2 separate regions of the Homo sapiens genome follow, and region 1 is linked to region 2. Evidence: read pairs that join two places in POLR2A ChIA-PET (ENCODE). Cell type or tissue: Panc1. All regions are shown on one strand. Links, peaks and the distances in the headings refer to the core of each region. The heading gives the core; the rest is flanking DNA. Region 1 overlaps LLGL2 (LLGL scribble cell polarity complex component 2). Region 2 has its middle 7.5 kb from the start of TMEM94.

Region 1 (10,272 bases), core at 799-8,798, 110 kb after region 2:
ATTCTGGCTGGGTGCGGTGGCTCACGCCTGTAATCCCAGAACTTTGGGAGGTCAAGGCGAGGAGATCACTTGAAGTCAGGAGTTCGAGACCAGCCTGGCCAACATGGTGAAACCCCATCTCTACTAAAAATGCAAAAATTAGCTGGGCGTGGTGGTGCATGCCTGTAGTCCCAGCTACTTGGGAGGCTGAGGCAGGAGAATCATTTGAACCCGGGAGGTGGAGGTTGCAGCGAGCTAAGATCTCACCACTGCACTCCAATTAGGTGACAGAGGGAGACTCTGTCTTTAAAAAAAAAGTCTAGAAGCTGCATTATGAAATTATTTAAACAAGTGAAATTAATTTTAATCCTGTATTCCAGCTGGTCAAGGTGGCTCATACCTGTAATCCCAGCACTCTGGCACTCTGGAAGGCTGAGGCCTGTGGATCACTTGAGGCCAGGAGTTTGAGACCAGCCTAGCCAACTTGGTGAAACCCCGTCTCTACTAAAAATACAAAAACTAGCTGGGCGTGGTGGTGTGTGCCTGTAGTCCCAGCTCCTCAGGAGGCTGAGGCGGGAGGATCACTTGAACCAGGGAGGCGGAGGTTGCAGTGAGCTGTGATCGTGCCACTGCACTCCAGGCGTGACAGGCGTGACCCTATCTCAAAAAAAAATTATATATTCCTTTTAATCCAACATATGCAAAATATTTTGACGTGTGATTAACTACTAATGAGATTTTTTCAGTTTGTGTTTTTGAATGCTCAATTTGTGAAATCTAGGTGTATTTTACACTTACGGCACATCTCAGTTCAGACATTAAATCTTTTTTGGAAGTACTAGATCTGTATTTAGAATTTGGATGATTTACAGTGGAAAAAGGGAATTCGAAGCGTGGCCTGCCTGAGTCCAGCCCCTGTTCTTCTAGAACCCGAGTTGTTCCAGACATACTTGAAGGGTTTCCAAGAACTGACTTAATCCTCATTGGTGACATGAGCCATACTGCAAGTGCTTGGTGGCCCCATGGGGCTCATGGCTACCGTTCTGGGCAGCTCGGAGCATGGGGCCTGCTCCTGGCCAGGCCATTGGGCTCCTGTAGGGCATTTCCACCAGAGTCCTCCAAATTCCAGAGGCTGTTCCCTGAGCTGCCTCTGCTGCTGGGAAAGTGCTGCTGTCCTGGGAGACGGCTCCGGCTGCTGACTTCCTGAGGCCCCAGCAACCTGGGGCTGGCTGAGGTCTGGTGGGGCCCCTGGGGGAGCTTGTCCTGCACATCCTATCCCACTGTCTACTCCCCTTTTCCTGGGAAATGTTTACATTCCAGACACTCAGCTATCTCTATCCAGGGCTTCTCCAGGCTCTGCATTTTTCGCATAGCTGAACAGGGACCTGGGCTGGCCTGGGGGCCGCTGCTGGGCCCTATCTGTCCCCCTGGCTATCCCATTTAGGTATGACCATTTGCAGGGCAGGCCCTGTTCCTAGCAAAGGCCAGGCCTGAGGCACCCCCCGTCTCCCCCGACCTTTTTGTCTCCAGGCATCCCCCAAAATAGGCACTTGTTGGAGCTCTCCTCCCTGCCTGACCCCAGCATGGGATTCCTTGTGAGAGCCATTGGACTAGACTGACTGATGGGGGAGGCAGGTAGCAATTGGGTTTGCTAAGCTATCATTGCTAGATCTCATCAGGGACTTCTCCTTTTCTGCTGCTTTGAGGCCTGGCAGGGCTGCAAAGTAGGAAAGCCCAGGGCCTAAGGAGGCTGCCTCATTGTTGGGACCTTTTTCTGCAAGTCAGAGTCTCTGTGGTTGTTTTTTAAGTCTTTAAAGCAATCAGTTGACATAGCATCGCTTTGTGCTGTTCTCACCTAGCTCTGCAGGGTCACTATCCCCCGGGGTGGGAGGCGGGGGTCAGATTGGGGTAACTGATTAAGAAACTGAACTAAAAACCTTCCTGAAGATGGTTTATCACTCTAAATTTGTAGTGGGTTTATGTTCATACCTTTCTTAACCCACAATTCTATCCCTGGGACATCTGCCCCAGGAAATACTCAAGTGGTGCAGACAAAGATAGGAGTCCAAGAATGCCATCGACATGGTTGTTGGATTGCAAACCCTCTAGCAACAAAGTAAATACTCAACAATAAACCTCTGGTGAATTAGGATATCTACAGGTAAAGAATATTCTTTAGATGTTTTAAAAGTCATTTTAGGCCGGGTATGATGGCTCACACCTGTAATCCCAACACTTTGAGAGGCCAAGGCGGGCAGATCACTTGAGGTCAAGAGTTCAAGACCAGCCTGGCCAACATGGTGAAAGCCCATCTCTACTGAAAATACAAAAATTAGCTGGGCATGGTGGTGGGTGCCTGTAATCCTAGCTCCTGGGGAGACTGAGGCAGGAGAATCACTTGAACCTGGGAGGCAGAGTTTGCAGCGAGCCAAGATCGCACCATTGCACTCCAGGCTGGGTGACAAGAGCAAAACTCCGTCTCAAAAAAAAAAAAAAAAAAGCCATTTTAGGCAGCTTGCAGTGACTCACGCCTGTAATCCCAGCGCTTTGGGAGGCCGAGGCAGGAGGATCGCTTGAGTCTAGAAGGTTAAGACCAGGCTGGACAACATGACGAGTACCTGTCTCTACCAAAAATTAAAAAGTAGCCGGGTGTGGCAGGTGTGGTGGTGCATGCCTGTAGTCCCAGCTACTTGGGAGGCTGAGGTGGAAGGATCACTTGAGCCTGGGAGGCCAAGGCTACAGTGAACCGAAATCATGCCGTAGCACCCAGCCTGGGCAACAGAGTGAGACCCTCAAAAAAGAAAAATTAAAAATTTTTGTCATGCCTGTAATCCCAGCACTTTGGGAGGCCAAGATGGGCGGATCGAGACCATCCTGGCTAACACAGTGAAACCCCGTCTCTACTAAAAATACAAAAAATTAGCCGGGCGTGGTGGCGGGCGCCTGTAGTCCCAGCTACTTGGGAGGCTTAGGCAGGAGAATGGCGTGAACCTGGGAGGCGGAGCTTATAGTGAGCTGAGATCACACCACTGCACTCCAGCCTGGGCGACAGCGCAAGACTCCGTCTCAAAAAAAAAAAAAAATTTTTGGCTGGGTGCGGGTGGCTCACGCTTGTAATCCTAGCACTTTGGGAGGCTGAGGTGGACAGATCATGAGGTCAGGAGATAGAGACACGGTGAAACCTGTCTCTACTAAAAATACAAAAAATTAGCCAGGCATGGTGGTGGGCACCTGTAGTACCAGCTACTCGGAAGGCTGAGGCAGGAGAATGGCATGAACCCGGGAGGCGGAGCTTGCAGTGAGCCGAGATCGCACCACTGCACTCCAGCCTGGGCAACAGAGCGAGATTCCATCTCAAAAAAAAAAAAAATAGACCTGCAAACATTCACAAGTGCAGAAGACTCGAAGGATGTACACTTAGGTTCTAGCAAGGTTACTTCTGGTTGTGGGAGTTTGGGTAATTTTTGTTCTTTTTTTTTTTTTTTTTGAGACGGAGTCTCGCTCTGTCGCCCAGGCTGCTCTGCCTGCCGGGTTCGCACCATTCTCCTGCCTCAGCCTCAGTTTTTGTTCTTAAACATCTTTATACCTCCCAGGTTTTTCACAGTGTGTGTGTGTATTCTGTAATAAATGAAAAAAACACGTATGTGCAACGACACTCCAGGAATTCCCTTTCTGGGAAGATGGTTGGAATTTGGTGACAGTAAGAGTCTGTGAGACCCAGCTGACTGGGGCCTGGAGGGACCTGGAAGAGCCCAGAGCAGGGCAGGGCCTCCGCGGTACTCTAGGCCCCTGGGTGAGCCCGGAGCTGCGGTGCAACCAAGATTTTCTCCCGAGAGACCGGTGTCTCCATTGTTCCAAACTCCCCCTACTTTCCCCACCCCACACCCATAAGGCCCCCATGCCACTGAGGAGGGCTGGGTCCGTCACCCAGGGTGCACGTGGTGGAGGCACCGAGTCAGTTCCTGGAAAGCATTGAGAGGCTGGTATGGTGTCGGGGAAGATCAGCTCGCAGGGGTGGCCATGAGGCCAAGGGCAGAGTCACAAAGGGACAGGGGGTGGGGCCTGGTAAATATGGGTTAGGCTCCAACACTCAGGTGTCTGGGAGGAACCGGAAAGGTACCGAAGCCCTGCTTCCTGCTGGGTCGTCTGGTGCTGCAGCTGCAGCAGCCATGGTGGCGCGAAGGGGACAGGTCTGCAGGCCCACCCCACGTGCTTCTCGTTGCAGACGGTGGAGCATGGCTTCCCGCACCAGCCCAGCGCCCTCGGCTACAGCCCGTCCCTGCGCATCCTGGCCATCGGCACCCGTTCTGGAGCCATCAAGCTGTATCCTCCGTCCCCTCGCTCCCACTCGGGCAGGGCCTTGGGGTGGGTGAGATTTGGGGAGGGACATCTTTTCCTTCCTTGCCCGTGGGCTGTTGGGATAAAATGAGGGACTTTCCTGATTTCCAGTTTTGGACATGATTTTATTCCAAAATGGGGCAGGTATGGTTGATGGTGGAGCAGGCACCTGGGCATGAGTGCATCCCTGGTGGGATGCGACCCTGTCCTTTGCAGGAGGACAGTGAGGTTTGAAATGGACTGAGGAGATACAGGCTTATTTTGTCTCCTGTGTCCTTTCAGGACCCTTCATGTGGTCTGCTCCCTTTACTCAGTTTCCCCTCTCACCTATTCCTGGAGGTTTCAGGAATCCCCCAGTCCCGGGCAGGGGGTGAGGCTGCTGGGGGGCTCAGAGACCTGTTTTGCAGGGGTTGTATTGGTGGATCCAGAGGGAAGGACCTGACGCCCATGTCTCAGCCAGTGATCATTCAGTGAGTGGCTGGCTGGTGCGCCAGTAGCAAGGCCTAGGCCCTTCTGTGCCCCTGCCTCCCTCAGCTCCCCACCTCACCACCAGAAAAGCAAGTTACAGGGACCCCTCTTGTCGCTAGGGATGTTTTTAATTTAAAAAAATTTTTTTCGGCACTTTGGGAGGCTGAGGCGGGCAGATCACTTGAGGTCAGGAGTTCAAGGCCAGCCTGGTCAATGTGGTAAAACCCTGTCTCTACTAAAAATATTTTAAAAGTTATCAGGGCGTGGTGGCACATGCCTGTAATCCCAGCTACTTGGGAGGCTGAGATGGGAGAATCGTTTGAACCTGGGAGGCAGAGGTTGCAGTGAGCCAAGATTGTGCCACTGCACTCCAGCCTGGGCAACAGAGTGAGACTCTGTCTCAAAAACTTTTTTTTTTTTTTTTTTTTTTTTTGTGGAGACAGGGTCTTGTGATCTTGCCCAGCCTGGTCTTGAACTCCTGGGCTCAAGCAACTCTCTCGCCTTGGCCTCTCAAAATGCTAGGGTTACAGGCATGAGTCACTGCACTCCCAGCCTGCAGTTTTGTTTTTTAACCTATCTCGATAAGAATCAGAGGTGGACTGGCCCCAGGGCCCTATCCACAAGCAGAGATGGGGTGGCCTTGGGCCAGGAGAGCAGGGCTCGGCAGCTGTCTTCCAAATTCCACCCCCACTCCCACAGGCGGCAGAGAGTGGAGAGGGCTCTGCCTGGCAGGGACAGTCCTTCCCCGGCCTGAGGCTGGATGTTGTCCAGTTGGGTCATCTTTTATCCAGAGCACTGGTTCTGGCCGACTGGGGGCTCCCAGTGTTTTCAGAGATGAAAAACCGGATCAGGTTGGGCACCCCGCCAGTCTGATCTGTGCTCCCCTCAGGGCAGGGCCCAAGGGAGTTGAGAGATGAGGGACCACCTCCAATAGCTTGGCTGCCACCTCCAGCGGAGCCTGACCTCCCTCTTCCCCTCTGCCCGGTGTGGGGGAGGGGTATGGAGCACTCGAGTTCCAGGCTGGGCTGGTGTACACAGGGGGCCAGGGCCTTGCTGCGGGCTCAGCCTTCCCTCGGCTGGTTAATCATTGCCAGGCCACAGCCAGACTCTAGTTACCAATCCCTGGTGCCAAGACTAATGGGCCAAGGCTGTTGGTGATAGGCCCCCTGGGGTGCCGTGTGTTTTTTCACAGGTGCTACCAAGCGACAGCCAACATGTCTTTTGCAGCTCAGGATCAGGGTGGCAGCCTGACAGTTGCCAGGGTAGGGCTTCGCCTTTCTATGGAGTTGCTCCCACCGGCCTGACTGGGAAAAATCTCCCAGGGATCAGGTCACTGGCCTGGTGCCCCAGGGCCAGGGCTGCTGTGTCTCCTCCCCACCCTAGGCTCCATGCATGGGTCCTGCTGCCTCGGGGGAGGGCAGCCCCTCTCTGTGTTTGCATCATTGCACATGGGCCCCGAGGGCCTGGCACTCAAGGCAGGCAGGGGATGGTGTCCGACCTTCCAGAGCTTTCCTGAGCCTACTCCTAGCTACGGAGCCCCAGGCGTGGAGTTCATGGGGCTGCACCAGGAGAACAACGCTGTGACGCAGATCCACCTCCTGCCCGGCCAGGTGAGGGACCTGGGGTGGGACAGGAAGCCACTTCCATGCCCTCCTTGCCTTCACTGCTTCCAGCAGGGCTGGTGTGGAGAGGCTGGCATTCGGTGGCCCTGGGTTTGCTGCTGATGGAAAGACCTGGGACCCCCTCCCTTTCCACAGCTGGGGCTCATGGGCCACCCTGGGAGTGGCCAGGGGGTCTTTTAAACAACTGGGGCTGCGTGGCCCCAGTGTGTAAAGGCCTTGCCTGGGTAGCAAGACCACATGATCCCGTCGTGTGCCCTCGCCAGTGCCAGCTGGTCACCCTGCTGGATGACAACAGCCTGCACCTTTGGAGCCTGAAGGTCAAGGGCGGGGCATCGGAGCTGCAGGAGGATGAGAGCTTCACACTGCGTGGACCCCCAGGGTAAGGGCTCAATCCCCAGCCCCTTCCACTCCCAGCCCAGCCTGACCCTTGCCCTTAGCTCTGGAGTGGACTCACCCTTTGTGAGGCCTGTTGCGCCCCTGGCAGTGACTGGCATGCGTTTGGCCCGATGCATCGCCACACTCAGGTGCTCCGAGTGGAGTGGGCGGGGCTGCAGCCTGCCTCCTCCATCCACACCACGCCTCCTCCATCCGCACCCCACCTCCTCCATCCGCACCCCGCCTCCTCCATCCGCACCCCACCTCCTCCATCCACACCACGCCTCCTCCATCCGCACCCCACCTCCTCCATCCGCACCCCGCCTCCTCCATCCGCACCCCGCCTCCTCCATCCGCACCCCGCCTCCTCCATCTGCACCCCGCCTCCTCCATCCGCACCCCGTGTTATGCTGGAGGGTCCCTGGCGTCTTTCCTGCCTCCTAGCCCAGGCTCTCTGCCATCTGTCTCCTGTCTTGGCAGAAAGTGACCAATGTTTGTCCTGGCTTGAAATGTTATGACCTCATTAAAGGGCCTTATGGGCTTGTTTTCCGAGGAGTCAGGGGACCCCGTCCATGGCATCTCCCCTGCTGGGCAGTGGTCGGCTCACGGGCAGCTGTTCTTGTCACAGGGCTGCCCCCAGTGCCACACAGATCACCGTGGTCCTGCCACATTCCTCCTGCGAGCTGCTCTACCTGGGCACCGAGAGTGGCAACGTGTTTGTGGTGCAGCTGCCAGCTTTTCGTGCGCTGGAGGACCGGACCATCAGCTCGGACGCGGTGCTGCAGCGGTGAGCCCAGAGCCCAGCTGCTGTTAACTCCATCCCCTCAAGTTAGGCATGGCTTCTCCCCTTGGTCCCAGGACTCTGTCAGGAGCTGTCATTTCTCTGCTGGGAATTCCATGGGGCTATAGCAGGGGAGGCTCTTGGCTTCCTACCTGTCACCTACTGAGAACCTATTGGCCTGTCATAGGTTAGCATCATAGCACTAAAAAGGGGGCTTTGAGGGTCCCTCGTCTAAAGGCCCCAAATGACTGTGTAATGTCACCGACTGTCAGTCCAGTGTCCTTTGCACTTGCCATGGGTTTCAGAACCCCAGGGGCTCCGCAGCGGGGAAGTCGGGCCCAGACCTCCCTGTGTCACTGGGGCAGCTCCTGGTGCCACCCTTTGCGGTGGGTACTTTGCTGAGGTTCCATTTGCTCGCAAGCTCCGTGGCTAAAAAGCCTTGACCGCCACAGGCATGTGGGTCTGTTGAGATCGTTTCAGAAGCTTTGCTCCTTGTTGATGATACTACATTAGAGAGGGAGTTGGATCAGGTCCGGGTGGGAGAAGGGGACGGGGCCCAAAAAAAGAGAGGAGATAGCATCTGACAAGATCATGTTGGGGCCGGGTCGGTCATGGTGGAATGATCTGTGGTTCCAAGGGGCAGGAGGAGGCCAGGGTGCTGGGCCCCTGGCCCTGCAAGGCTTTGGACTGGGCCTGGGACACACTCCTGCAGCTGGCCAGCCCAGCTCTCCAGCCCTGGGTGGTGATGAAGCAGGGCCCGTCTGCCCAGGGCAGGGCATGACTGGGCTGGGAGGATTCCCACTTGGAGCTGTGTCCCTCTGAGTGCAGACCTCTGCCTTTCCCGTTCAGCAGGGTAGGGCTGGGGCAGTGTGTCCAAGGTCAGAGCAGAACACTTTGCAGGATGACAGGTACCACAGTGGGACACAGCCTGTGGGCAGGACGGCATGGGACCTGCGCCCCAGCAGGTGGCCACACCAGTGCCCAGCCTCACCCTGTAGTTAGCTGGCGGGAATCTAGTCGGCGGGGGGGCCCAAGTGCCCTGAGAGCCCCTCCTGCCAGTTTATTTATATTATATTATATTATATTTTATTTCATTTTTGAGATGGAGTTTCACTCTTGTTCCCCAGGCTAGAGTGCAATGGCACGATCTTGGCTCACTGCAACCTCTGCTTCCTGGGTTCAAGCTATTCTCCTGCCTCAGCCTCCCGAGTAGCTGGGATTACAGGCATGCGCTACCACACCCAGCTAATTTTGTATTTTTAGTAGAGACAGGGTTTCTCCATGGTGGTCAAACTAGTCTCGAACTCCCGACCTCAGGTGATTGACCCGCCTCAGCCTCCCAGAGTGCTGGGATTACAGGCATGAGCCACAGCGCCTGGCCCAGTTTGTTTATTTATTAAAAAAAAAAAAAAAAAAAAAAAAAAAAAACAAAGAAAAAACATTTTTTTTGAGAGAGTCTTACTCTGTCCCAGGCCGAAGTGCAGTGGCAAGATCTCAGCTCACTGCAACCTCTGCTTCCTGGGTTCAAGTGATTCTCCTGCCTCAGCCTTCCGAGTAGCTGGGATTACAGGTGCACGCCATCACACCCGGCTTATTTTTGTATTTTTAGTAGAGACGGGGTTTCACCATGTTGGCCAGGCTGGTCTTGAACTCCTGACCTCAGGTGATCCACCCACCTCGGTCTCCCAAAGTGCTGGGATTACAGGTGTGAGCCACCAGGCCCAGCCCCTTTTGGCAGTTTAAATTCTCGTCCTCTTGATGACACTTATCTAAGTTTTTAAAACGTGCAACCCTTTAGTCTCATAACTGTCTCTGAGAAGTCTCTGTCCTAAAGATATAGGATAAGAATGATCATTGTAGGGCTGTTTTTAATGGCAAAAAGTTGGAAGCCCTCTAATTGTCTAACAATTTTCATCTGTGTAAGGACATTATTTGCATTTATTAAGAATATCTAGATGGACACAGTTGCTCACACTTTGGGAGGCTGAGGTAGGAGGATTGCTTGAGGCCAGGAATTTGAGACTAGCCTGGGCAACATAGCAAGACCCTGTCTCTCCTCACAAAAAATAAAAATTAGTTGGGCAAGGCGGCACACGTCTGCAGTCTCAGCTACTTGGGAGGTGGGAGGATCACTTGAGCCCAGGAGTTGGAGGCTGCAGTGAGCCATGATCAGGTCACTACCCTCCAGCCTGGGTGACAGAATGAGATCCTGTCTCTAAAAAGATTAAAAATTAGGCCGGGCGCGGTGGCTCACGCCTGTGATCCCAGCACTTTGGGAGGCGGAGGCGGGTGGATCACCTGAGATCAGGAGTTCGAGACCAGCTTGGGCAACATGGCGAAACCCCGTCTCTACTAAAAGTATAAAAAATTAGCCTGGCATGGTTGTGGGTGCCTGTAATCCCTGATACTCGGGAGGCTGAGCAGGGAGAATTGCTTGAACCCCGGAGGTGGAGGTTGTGGTGAGCCGAGGTCACACCACTGCACTCCAGCCTGGGCAACAGAGCGAGACTCCCATCTCAAAAAAAAAAAATTAAATATTGAATATTAAAGTCCCCTTCAACTCTCACTCTTGATTCAAATTCTAATGTCAGTGAGGTCAGTGCTAGCAGTAGATGTGCCAGATATAGATAATGTGGAGAGCTTGGGTTTAGTGTGGCTTGGGTCCAGGCTGGGTCCACTTCCCACATCCTTGCTGTTGGCTGTTGGTCC
Region 2 (10,272 bases), core at 1,390-9,389:
AAACTAGTACAACAGGTGTTGATGATGGCCGGGACCCAGGTTGTAGAGTTGGAAATGACAGAAGCGGACATATTAGGGTTATAATTGGAGTTAGAACCCACAGAACTTGCTGACAGATGAATATGGTAAGGGAGGCAAGGGAAGAAATCAAACATGCCAGGTTTTGGCTGAAGCAACTGGATATTCGGCGGTGCCGTTTCCTGCCAAGGGGAGGCGGCTGGGATTACCGGCACCATGCCCGGCTGTTTGTTATTTTTAAAGACAGTGTCTTACTCTGTTGTCTTGGCTAGAGTGTATTGAAGCTGTCATAGCTCACTGAGGCCTCCAACTCCTGCCCTCGAGCAATCTTCCTGCCTCAGCCTCTCAGAAAAAAGTATTTCTAAGATGGAGAAGGGTGGGCCAAAAATAGCTCTAACTGTTTCAGGAAGCATGTCTTGTTACCCTACAAGGCCCTGACCATTCACTGACAAAGAGTGCTTCTCTGCGCGATGTTTGACTGCCTCTCCAATACTCTCCATCCTGTTTCAAACAATGTGTCTCCCTCTGTAGATGAGCCAGTGTTCTACTGGACTGGGAGGAACCCAGCTACCTCCTCCCATTAGCGTACCTCCCATATTGAAGCAACTCAGTTTTTTATTATTTTTTGAGACGGAGTCTTGCTCTGTAGCCCAGGCTGGAGTGCAGTGGTGTGATCTTGGCTCACTGCAAGCTCCGCCTCCCGGGTTCATGCCATTCTCCTGCCTCAGCTTCCCAAGTAGCTGGGACTGCAGGCACCCGCCACAACACCCGGCCAATTTTTTTTGTATTTTTAGTAGAGACGGGGTTTCACTGTGTTAGCCAGGATGGTCTCAATCTCCTGACCTCGTGATCCTCCGGCCTCGGCCTCCCAAAGTGCTGGGATTACAGGCGTGAGCCACCTCGCCTGGCCCCAACTCAGTTTTAGAGAACCCCAGAGGCAGCTATATAAATATTGTTTAGGTACAGCAGGGGGCTTCTTTGGCCCTTATAGATCTAGACACTGTTACTTAAACCCTGTTCGAAAGACTTCTTTGAGGCCGGACGCAGTGGCTCACGCCTGTAATTCCAGAACTTTTGTAGGACAAGGTGGGTGGATCACTGAGGTCAGGAATTCGAGATCAGCCTGACCAACGTGGTGAAACCCCATCTTTACTAAAAATACAAAAATTAGCCAGGTGTGGTGGCAGGCGCCTGTAATGCCCCCTATTCAGGAAACTGAGGCAGGAGAATTGCTTGAACCTGGGAGGCGGAGGTTGCAGTGAGCCGAGATCACACCATTGCACTCCAACCTGGGCAACAGAGCGAGACTCTGTCTCAGAAAAAAAAAAAAAAAAAAAAGAAGACTTCTTTGCAGGATCATAGGATCATATGTTCTCATGGTTGCTTCTGGTTCCCATGAACTGGTTTACTTGAGGGACTCTCCCCCCATCCCATGGGTGTAGTTCCTTATCCAAGAGCACAGACTGAGATGTGAAACATACCCTTGCCACTTGTCACTAAACCAACTGCTCACACAAGGTTTCTATACATGTAGAGATCTCTGTAGGACAGTTGGGAAGATGCAGGGATTTACATCGTAGAAACGTGAGCAGCTTTCAATTCAGTGTCAGTGTTTTTTCTCCAAAAGTCCTCTGCCATTTCCACCGTTCAGGCTCCAGCTTCCTTACACATGGCTCAGCCTTCCTCTCTGCTCTCTCCTCTCTTTCTCTTCCAATTCTAAATTTTTGGTTCATTTTTAAAATGCATGCTGGGTGTGGTGGCTCACGCCTGTAATCCCAGCACTTTGGGAGGTCGAGGCGGGAGGATCTCTCGAGGTCAGGAGTTTTAGACCAGCCTGGCCAACACAGCAAATTGGAGTTAGAACCCACAGAACTTGCTCTACTAAAAATACAAAATTAGCCAGGTGTGGTGGCGCACGCCTGTGATCCCAGCTACTTGGGAGACTGAGGTGGGAGGATTTCTTGAACCAGGAAGGCAGAGGTTGCAGTGAGCCTAGATCACACCACTGCACTCCAGCCTGAGCAACAGAGCAAGACTCCATTTAAAAAAAAAAAAAAAAAAAAGCAGCTGGGCATGGTGACTCACGCCCTGTAATCCCAGCACTTTGGGAGGCTGAGGTGGGTGGATCACCTGAGGTCAGGAGTTCGAGACCAGCCTGGGCAACATAGTGAAACCCTGTCTCTCCTAAAAATACAAAAAATTAGCTGGGAGTGCTGGTGGGCACCTGTAATCCCAGCTACTAGGGAGGCTGAGGCAGGAGAATCGCTTGAACCCAGGAGGCAAAGGTTGCAGTGAGCCGAGATTGTGCCATTGCACTCCAGTCTGGGCAACAAGAGCGAAACTCCATCTCAAAAAAAAAAAAAAGCAGTCACTCCTCATTCTTCTCCCCACACCCCAGCCCCTGGCAACCATTTATGGCTGGGCATGGTGGCTGTCACCTGTAATGCCAGCACTTTGGGAGGCCGAGATGGGCAGATCACCTGAGGTCAGGAGTTCGAGACCAGCCTATCCAACATGGTGAAACCCCGTCTCTACTAAAAATACAAAAATTAGCCACGTGTGGTAGCGCGTGCCTGAATCCCAGATACCCGGGAGGCCGAGGCAGGAGAATCGCTGGAACCTGGGACATGGAGGCTGCAGCGAGCCAAGATCATGCCACTGTACTCTAGCCTGGGCAACAGAGTGAGACTCCGTCTCAAAAAATAAACAAATAAAAATAGGCCAGGCGCGGTGGCTCACGCCTGTAATCCCAACACTTTGGGAGGGTGAGGCGGGCGGATCACGAGGTCAGAAATCGAGACCATCGTGGCTAACATGGTGAAACCCTGTCTCTACTAAAAATACAAAAAATCAGCCGGGCGTGGTGGCGGGTGCCTGTAGTCCCAGCTACTTGGGAGGCTGAGAATGGCGTGAACCCGGGAGGCAGAGCTTGCAGTGAGCCGAGATTGCGCCACTGCACTCCAGCCTGGAAAACAGAGTGAGACTCCATCCCAAAATAAATAAATAAATAGATAAATGAATAATAAATAATAAAATAAAATAAAATAAAAACAGGCCAGGCATGGTAGCTCATGCCTGTAATCCCAGCACTTTGGGAGGCAAAGGGGGGTGGATCATTTGAGGTCAGGAGTTTGAGACCAGCCTGGCCAATATAATGAAACCCTGTCTCTACTAAAAATACAAAAATTAGCTGGGCATGGTGGCAGGTACCTGTAGTTCCAGCTACTCGGGAGGCTGAGGCAGGAGAATCACTCGAACCTTGGAGGCGGAGGTTGCAGTGAGCCGAGATCGCGCCACTGCACTCCAACCTAGATGACAAAGCGAGACTCCACCTCAATAAAATAAAATAAAATAAAATAAAAAATAAATAAATAAAATGCAGAGCATTTGGGCTCATTCTCTTACTGCTTTGATGCAGGCTGACCTGGGCTCTGGGTCTCATCTTTTCTTAAAACATTTACCAGTGATTTTCCTATGCAAAGACAGTTTCCTCCCCAGGAGGAATTTTGGTGTCACTGTTAGGACACAAATGTACATGTCAACAATCCCTCTGATAATCTGAGAGAAATTAAAAAGTAGTAAGGCACTATCCCTGCTCTCAAAGAGCTTAAAATTTAGTGAATGAAGTGATATTTACACCTCAAATGCTAAGAAGCCGTTCAAAAATAGTCAAGAATGCTAGGCAGAGATGACTGGGATTGGTATTTGGGAAATAAAGTGCCAGATAAGGTTTCTGGGATGGGAGTAGGGCTGGGTATCTCGTCAGCTAGTGCCTGGACCACCACGGCTGGCTACCTGTCCCCACTGGCTCCTGTCTCTCTCTCTCTCTTCTTTTTTTTTTTTTTTTTTCTGAGACAGAGTCTTGCTCTCTTGACCAGGCTGGAGTGCAGTGGTGTGATCTCGCCTCACTGCAACGTCTGCCTGCCAGGTAAAAGCGATTCTCCTGCTTCAGCCTCCCGAGTAGCTGGTCTTACAGATGTGCACCACCACTCCTGGCTAATTTGTATGTTTAGTAGAGACGTGGTTTCACCATGTTGGCCAGGCTGGTCTTGAACTCCTGACCTCAGGTGATCTGCCCGCCTCGGCCTCCCAAAATGCTAGGATTACAGGCATCAGCCACCGTGCCCGGCCCTTATTTTTCTTTTCTTTTCTTTCTTTTGAGACAATCTTCCTGTGTCACCCAGGCTGGAGTACAGTGGCATGAACACAGCTGACCCTAGCCTTGACCTCCTGGGCTCAACGGATCCTCCCATGTACTATAGCTGGGACCACAGGCATGCATCGCCACGCCTGGCCAATTTTTTAAAATCTTTAAAAAAATTTTTGTAAATACAAGGTCTCACTTTGTGGCCCAGTCTGGTCTCCAACTCCTGGCCTCACGCAAGCCTCCTGCCTTGGCCTCCCAAAGTGCTGGGATTAAACAGACATGAGCTAATACACCTGACCCAAGACTGCTATTTCTAGCTTATCTTCTACAAACTCATCTTCCTCTTAAGCTTGACTGTCTCATTTCTCTACTTAAAAATGTTGGAGGAGGAAATGTTCACCTCCAGCATTTATCTTCTGGTGATTCATAACGTCCCTGGCTCCTTAGAAAATAGTCGCAATCTCGTCTAGCTTTATCTTCTGTTGCACTCCCTCTGACCAAACGCCAAACTATCCAAGCACAACAGGCAACGAAGATTAGTCTCAGTTTCTACGAATGTGCAGTGAAATACAGCTTCTGCTCTGGAAGTTAAGATGGCTGCTTTGCAGCACACGGAAGACCTTGGTGTCTGTGAGCATAGACTAAGGCTACTGATTTCATTATTCCTGGAAATCAAACAAAAAGAGGCTTCCAGTACAGGGAATATCAAAGATCGGTAAGATGATACACGCATGATGCTAAACTTATGGCTAGGCAACCTCTGCTCCATTGCTTTTTTTTTTTTTTTTTGAGACAGTCTCACTTACTCTGTCACCCAGGCTGGAGTGCAATGGCATGATCTCGGCTCACTGCAACCTCCACCTCCGGGTTCAAGTGATTCTCTTGCCTCAGCCTCCCAAGTAGCTAGGATTTCAGGTGCACACCACCATGCCTGGCTAATTTTTGTATTTTTTGTAGAGAGGAGGTTTCACCATGCTGGCCAGGCTGGTCTTGAACTCCTGACCTCAAGTGAACTGCCCACCTCGGCCTCCCAAAGTGTTGGGATTACAGGCATGAGCCACTGCTCCATTGACATTTTGAACCAGATGATTCTTTGTTGTGGGTTGTACTGTAAGTTGTAGGATATTTAGCAACATTCCTGGCCTCTACACATTAGATGCCAGTAGCAGCCCTCTCCCAACCCCTGTAGTGACAACCAAAAATGTCTCCAGACATTGCCAAATGTCCCTAGGAGGCAAAATCATCCCCCAACTGAAAGTGTACATAGGCTCACACCCAGAATCCTAGCACTTTTTTTTTTTTTTTTTGAGACAGAGTCTTGCTCTGTCGCCAGGCTGGAGTGCAGTGGCGCGATCTCGGCTTGCTGCAATCTCTGCCTCCCGGGTTCAAGCGATTCCCCTGCCTCAGCCTCCCGAGTAGCTGGGAGTACAGGCGCCCAACACCATGCCCGGCTAGTTTTTTGTATTTTAGTAGAGATGGGGTTTCACCATGTTGGCCAGGCTGGTCTCGATCTCCTGACCTCGTGATCCACCCGCCTCGGCCTCCCAAAGTGCTGGGATTACAAGCGTAAGCCACCACAACTGGCTGAATCCTAGCACTTTGGGAGGCCAAGGCAAGAGGGCTGCTTGAGAACAGGAGTTTGAGACCATCCTGGGCAACATAGTGAGACCCTATCTCTACAAAAAAAAAATTAAAAAGAGAGTCTGTGTGTGTGTGTGTGTGTGTGTGTGTGTGTACTTTTTTTTTTTTGAGATGGCGTCTCGCTCTATTGCCCAGGCTGAAGTGCAGTGGTGCAATCCAGGCTCACTGAAACCTCTGCCTCCTGGGTTCAAGCGATTCTCCTCCCTCAACCTCCCAAGTAGCTGGGATTACAGGCACCCACCTGCATGCCTGGCTAATTTGGTATTTTAGTAGAGATGAGGTTTTGCCAGGCTGGTCTTGACCTCCTGACCTCAGGTGATCCGCCTGCCTTGGCCTCCCAAAGTGCTGGGATTATAGGCATGGGCCACCTCACCCGGCCACATACATTTAAAAAATTGAGATATAGTTTAAATACACTAAAACCTACAGATTTTAAGTACATAGTTGAACGAGTTTTGATAAATGTATAAACCTACATAACTCTCACCCTAATCAAGATATGGGGCATTTCCTTCACCTCTCAAAAGTTCCCTTCTGCCCTTCTGCAGTCCATCCTTGCCTGTCCTCCAGATTCCCATCTTAGGAGTTGATATGAATGGAATTGCAGGGTACATAACCTGTTATGTCTGGCTTCTTCCCTTCCTCATGCCATTTGTGTGATTCTTTCAGATTGGGATGTGTATCAGTGGCCTCATTCACTTACTTACTTACGTATTTATTTATTTATTTGAGAGACAGATTCTTGCTCTGTCACCCAGGCTGGAGTGCAGTGGTACGATCTTGGCTCTCTGCCTCCCGGTTTCAAGCAATTCTCCTGCCTGAGCCTCCTGGGTAGCTGGGATTACAGGCACACGCCACCATGCCCAGCTAGCTTTGTATTTTTTGTAGAGACAGAGTTTCACCATGTTGACCAGGCTGGTCTTGAACTCCTGACCTCAGGTGATCTGCCCGCCTCAGCCTCCCAAAGTGCTGGGATTACAGGAGTGAGCCACCACGTCCAGCCTCATTCACTTATGTGTATGGCTGAGTAGTAATCCCTTGTTCAGATCCACCACCATTTGGGTACCTGTTCCCCAGCTGGTGGATATTCAGTTTGTTTCCCATTTGGGGTGCTTATGAACAATGTCTTTGGGTGGCCATTTATTGTTACCTAGGGATCTAACTTTTGCAGACTGTGAATGCAGTATGGGAATGGGGACCGTAGTGTGGCCAGTGCTCATGTTGTGTTGTAAAGTTGTGCCATCTATTTCTGGACCACACTTTTTTTGTTGTTTTGTTTTGTTTTGTTTTTTTGAGACTGAGTCTCGCTCTGTCACCCAGGCTGGAGTGCAGCGGCACGATCTCGGCTCACTGCAAACTCCACCTCCCAGGTTCAAGCCATTCTCCTGACTCAGCCTCCCGAGTAGCTGGGACCACAGGTGCCCGCCACCATGCCGGGCTAATTTTTTGTATTTTTAGTAGAGATGGGGTTTCACCGTATTAGCCAGGATGGTCTCGATCTCCTGACCTCATGATCCGCCTGTCTTGGCCTCCCAAAGTGCTGGGATTACAGGCGTGAACCACCACGCCCAGCCCTTTTTTGTTTTTCTGAGGCAGGTCTCACTCTGTCGCCCAGGCTGGAGTGCAGTGTCACAGTCACAGCTCACTGCAGGCTCAACATCCTGGGCTCAAATGATCCTTGCACGTCAGTCTCCTGAGTAGCTGGCACCACAGTTGTGCACCATGCCTGGCTAATTATTTTTATTTTTAAATTTTTTGTAGAAATGGAGGCTCCCTGTGTTTCCCTGGCTGGTCTCAAACTCCTGGGCTCAAGTGACTCTCCCACCTTGGCCTCCTAAAGTGTTGGGATTACAGGCTTGGCCCAGACCACTCTTTAGGGGTACAAAGACGTGTCAGAATTGTCTCGCTGGCAGTATTTACAACAATGTTCTTCAGTGGGACCTCTTGGTTGAATCAAAGGGCCCAAGAGGAGCCTATTGTCAGTGAGATATCACTACTACACGATGCAGGGATTAAAGGAGCAGCTTCTCCTAAAAATATCACTCACAACTTAGAGGCAAAAGGCTCTTTTTTTTTTTTTTTTCTGAGACGGAGTCTTGCTCTGTCACCCAGGCTGGAGTGCAGTGGCGTGACCTCAGCTCACTGCAAGCTCCGCCTCCTGGGTTGACACCATTCTCCTGTCTCAGCCTCCCAAGTAGCTGGGACTACAGGCACTCGCCACCACGCCCGGCTAATTTTTTTTTTGTATTTTTAGTAGAGACGAGGTTTCACCGTGTTAGCCAGGATGGTCTCGATCTCCTGACCTCGTGATCCGCTCGCCTCGGCCTCCCAAAGTGCTGGGATTATAGGCGGGAGCCACCGCGCCCGGCCTAGGCAGAAGGCTCTTGCCGATGGAGCAAGCTGAACATGGGAACTACCTGTTCAAGAATCAACGGCTCAGATAATTTCACCAGGCCTCACATTGCAAGTATCCTCAGTCCCGACCCCGAATGCCAGCCTCTGTCTTCATCCATTGCTATCTCCCTCCAAACCTTTCCCCTGTGTGATTCGAAGCCCATTATTTCTTTTTTATTATATACTTTTTTCTCTTTTGAAAAATTTTTTAATAGAGAAGGCATCTCGCTATGTTCCCCAGGTGGGTCTTGAACTCCTAGGCTCAAGCAATCTGCCCACCTCTGCCTCCCAAAGTGCTGGAATTACAGGCATGCAGGCATGAGCCACCGGACCCAGCTCCCTTTTTTTCTTTTCTTTTTTTTTGAGATGGAGTCTTGCTTTGTCACCCAGGCTGCAGTGCAGTGGAGCTATCTCGGCTCACTGCAACCTCCACATCCCAGCTTCAAGTGAGTTTCCCACCTCAGCCTCCGGAGTAGCTGGGATTACAGGTGCCCACCACCACGCCCAGCTAATTTTTGTATTTTTGTACAGACAGGGTTTCACCATGTTGGCCAGGCTAGTCTTGAATCCCTGAACTCAGGTGATACACCCACCTCAGCCTCCCAAAGGACTGGGCTTACAGAAGTGAGCCACTGCACCCAGCCTACTCCTGTTACTTTTAAACAAATGACTAGGTTGAAAAGATGGCTGCCAGGTGCGGTGGCTCACGCCTGTAATCCCATCACTTCGGAAGGCCAAGGTGGGTGGATCACGAGGTCAGGAGTTCAAGACCAGCCTGACCAACATGGTGAAACCCCATCTTTACTAAAAATACAAAAATTAGCCGGGCATGGTGGCACATGCCTGTAATCCCAGCTACTGGGGAGGCTGAGGCTGGAGAATCACTTGAACCCTGGAGGCGGAGGTTGCAGTGAGCCAAGATCGCGCCACTGCACTCCAGCCTGGGTGATAGAGCGAGACTCAGTCTCAAAAAAAAAAAAAAAAAAAAGAAAGGTGCAATGAGGAAGGATGCTCAGGTCAGGGTGTGGGAGGACCTTGCCCTGCTTGTGTGTGATTCTGCACGTCATTCCTGGCTCAACAGCCTGAATGAGTCCTGCTGGATCACTCTCGTTTCTGACTCACTTCTCATATCTCTGTTTAGATGAAGGGAAATCTTATAGATAAACAAGAGTGTTTTCTCGCTGATGCTTTGTCCAGTACTATGCTCTAAATTGGCCTTGACCAGGTAATCTGGAGCTGGCAGAGGTAGCTTCTGTCATTGTAACTCAGATGATATGAGATCTGAGGTGCAGAAATCGAGTTATCCCTTCCTCCTTCACCCTAAACCTTAAGTCCAGCCACTAGACTGTGCCTGTTCTACCTGCTAACTATCTCTTGAACACATTTCTTCTTCTTTTTTTTTTTTTTTTTTTTTTTGTGAGACGGAGTCTTGCTCTGTCACCCAGGCTGCAGTGCAGTGGCGCGATCTTGGCTCACTGCAACCTCCGCCTCCTGGATTCAAGTGATTCTCCTGTCTCAGCCTCCCGAGTAGCTGGGACTACAGGCATGCACCACCATGCCCTGCTAATTTTTGTATTTTTTGGTAGAAACAGGGTTTCACCATATTGGCCGGGCTGGTCTCGAACTCCTGACCTCAGATGATCTGCCCGCCTCAGCCCCCTAAAGTGCTGTGATTACAGGCGTGAGCCACCGTGCCCAGCAGTGTTAGTGTAGTTTATGTGTGGCCCAAGACAATTCTTCTTCCAACATGGCCCAGGGAAGCCTAAAGATTGAACACTCCTGAGCTAAGGGAAATGGCATGTAAGGCTGGAGGGGGAGGGACTGAGAACACAGATGGGGAAAAGGAGGAAAAGGCTGTCTTCCTGCAGGAACATAGAAAGGGAAAGAGAAGTGGATGAAGTAGATGAGAAATCTCCAAGGGAAGGCCTTGGTCTTCTTCTCAATAGACTCATCTTGGTACTCATCTGAAGACACGGGAAGCTTCAGAAAAATGAAGAAGGATTGGTATAGCTGCTTGGGGTTGCTAGACAACCAACAAGACTTGGTTAAGGGACCTCAGATCTGCAAAGCTA

Evidence for each region. Peaks named below come from ENCODE experiments on the same cell type or tissue, not always from the same donor. Only the 100,000 strongest peaks of a DNase experiment are listed, where the experiment ranks them.
Region 1: POLR2A ChIA-PET joins it to region 2 with 13 read pairs; 6 of 35 experiments call an interaction of 5 or more read pairs at or near these places.

The regions. Positions count from the first base shown.
Region 1 is chr17:75,551,842-75,562,113 of GRCh38, forward strand. LLGL2 (LLGL scribble cell polarity complex component 2) reads left to right here. Exons shown (of 26, transcript NM_001031803.2): 3 at 4,205-4,302; 4 at 6,314-6,395; 5 at 6,671-6,786; 6 at 7,411-7,569. Among named protein-coding and RNA genes, the nearest start is that of MYO15B, 31 kb to the right of the region's middle. RefSeq lists enhancers at 588-1,168, 5,078-6,014, 6,015-6,950. In Panc1, for the core only: no CTCF peak of the experiment used is centred there; no DNase peak of the experiment used is centred there; H3K27ac peaks cover 6,106 bases.
Region 2 is chr17:75,443,971-75,454,242 of GRCh38, forward strand. No RefSeq gene overlaps it. Among named protein-coding and RNA genes, the nearest start is that of TMEM94, 7.5 kb to the right of the region's middle. RefSeq lists an enhancer at 9,138-9,432. In Panc1, for the core only: no CTCF peak of the experiment used is centred there; no DNase peak of the experiment used is centred there.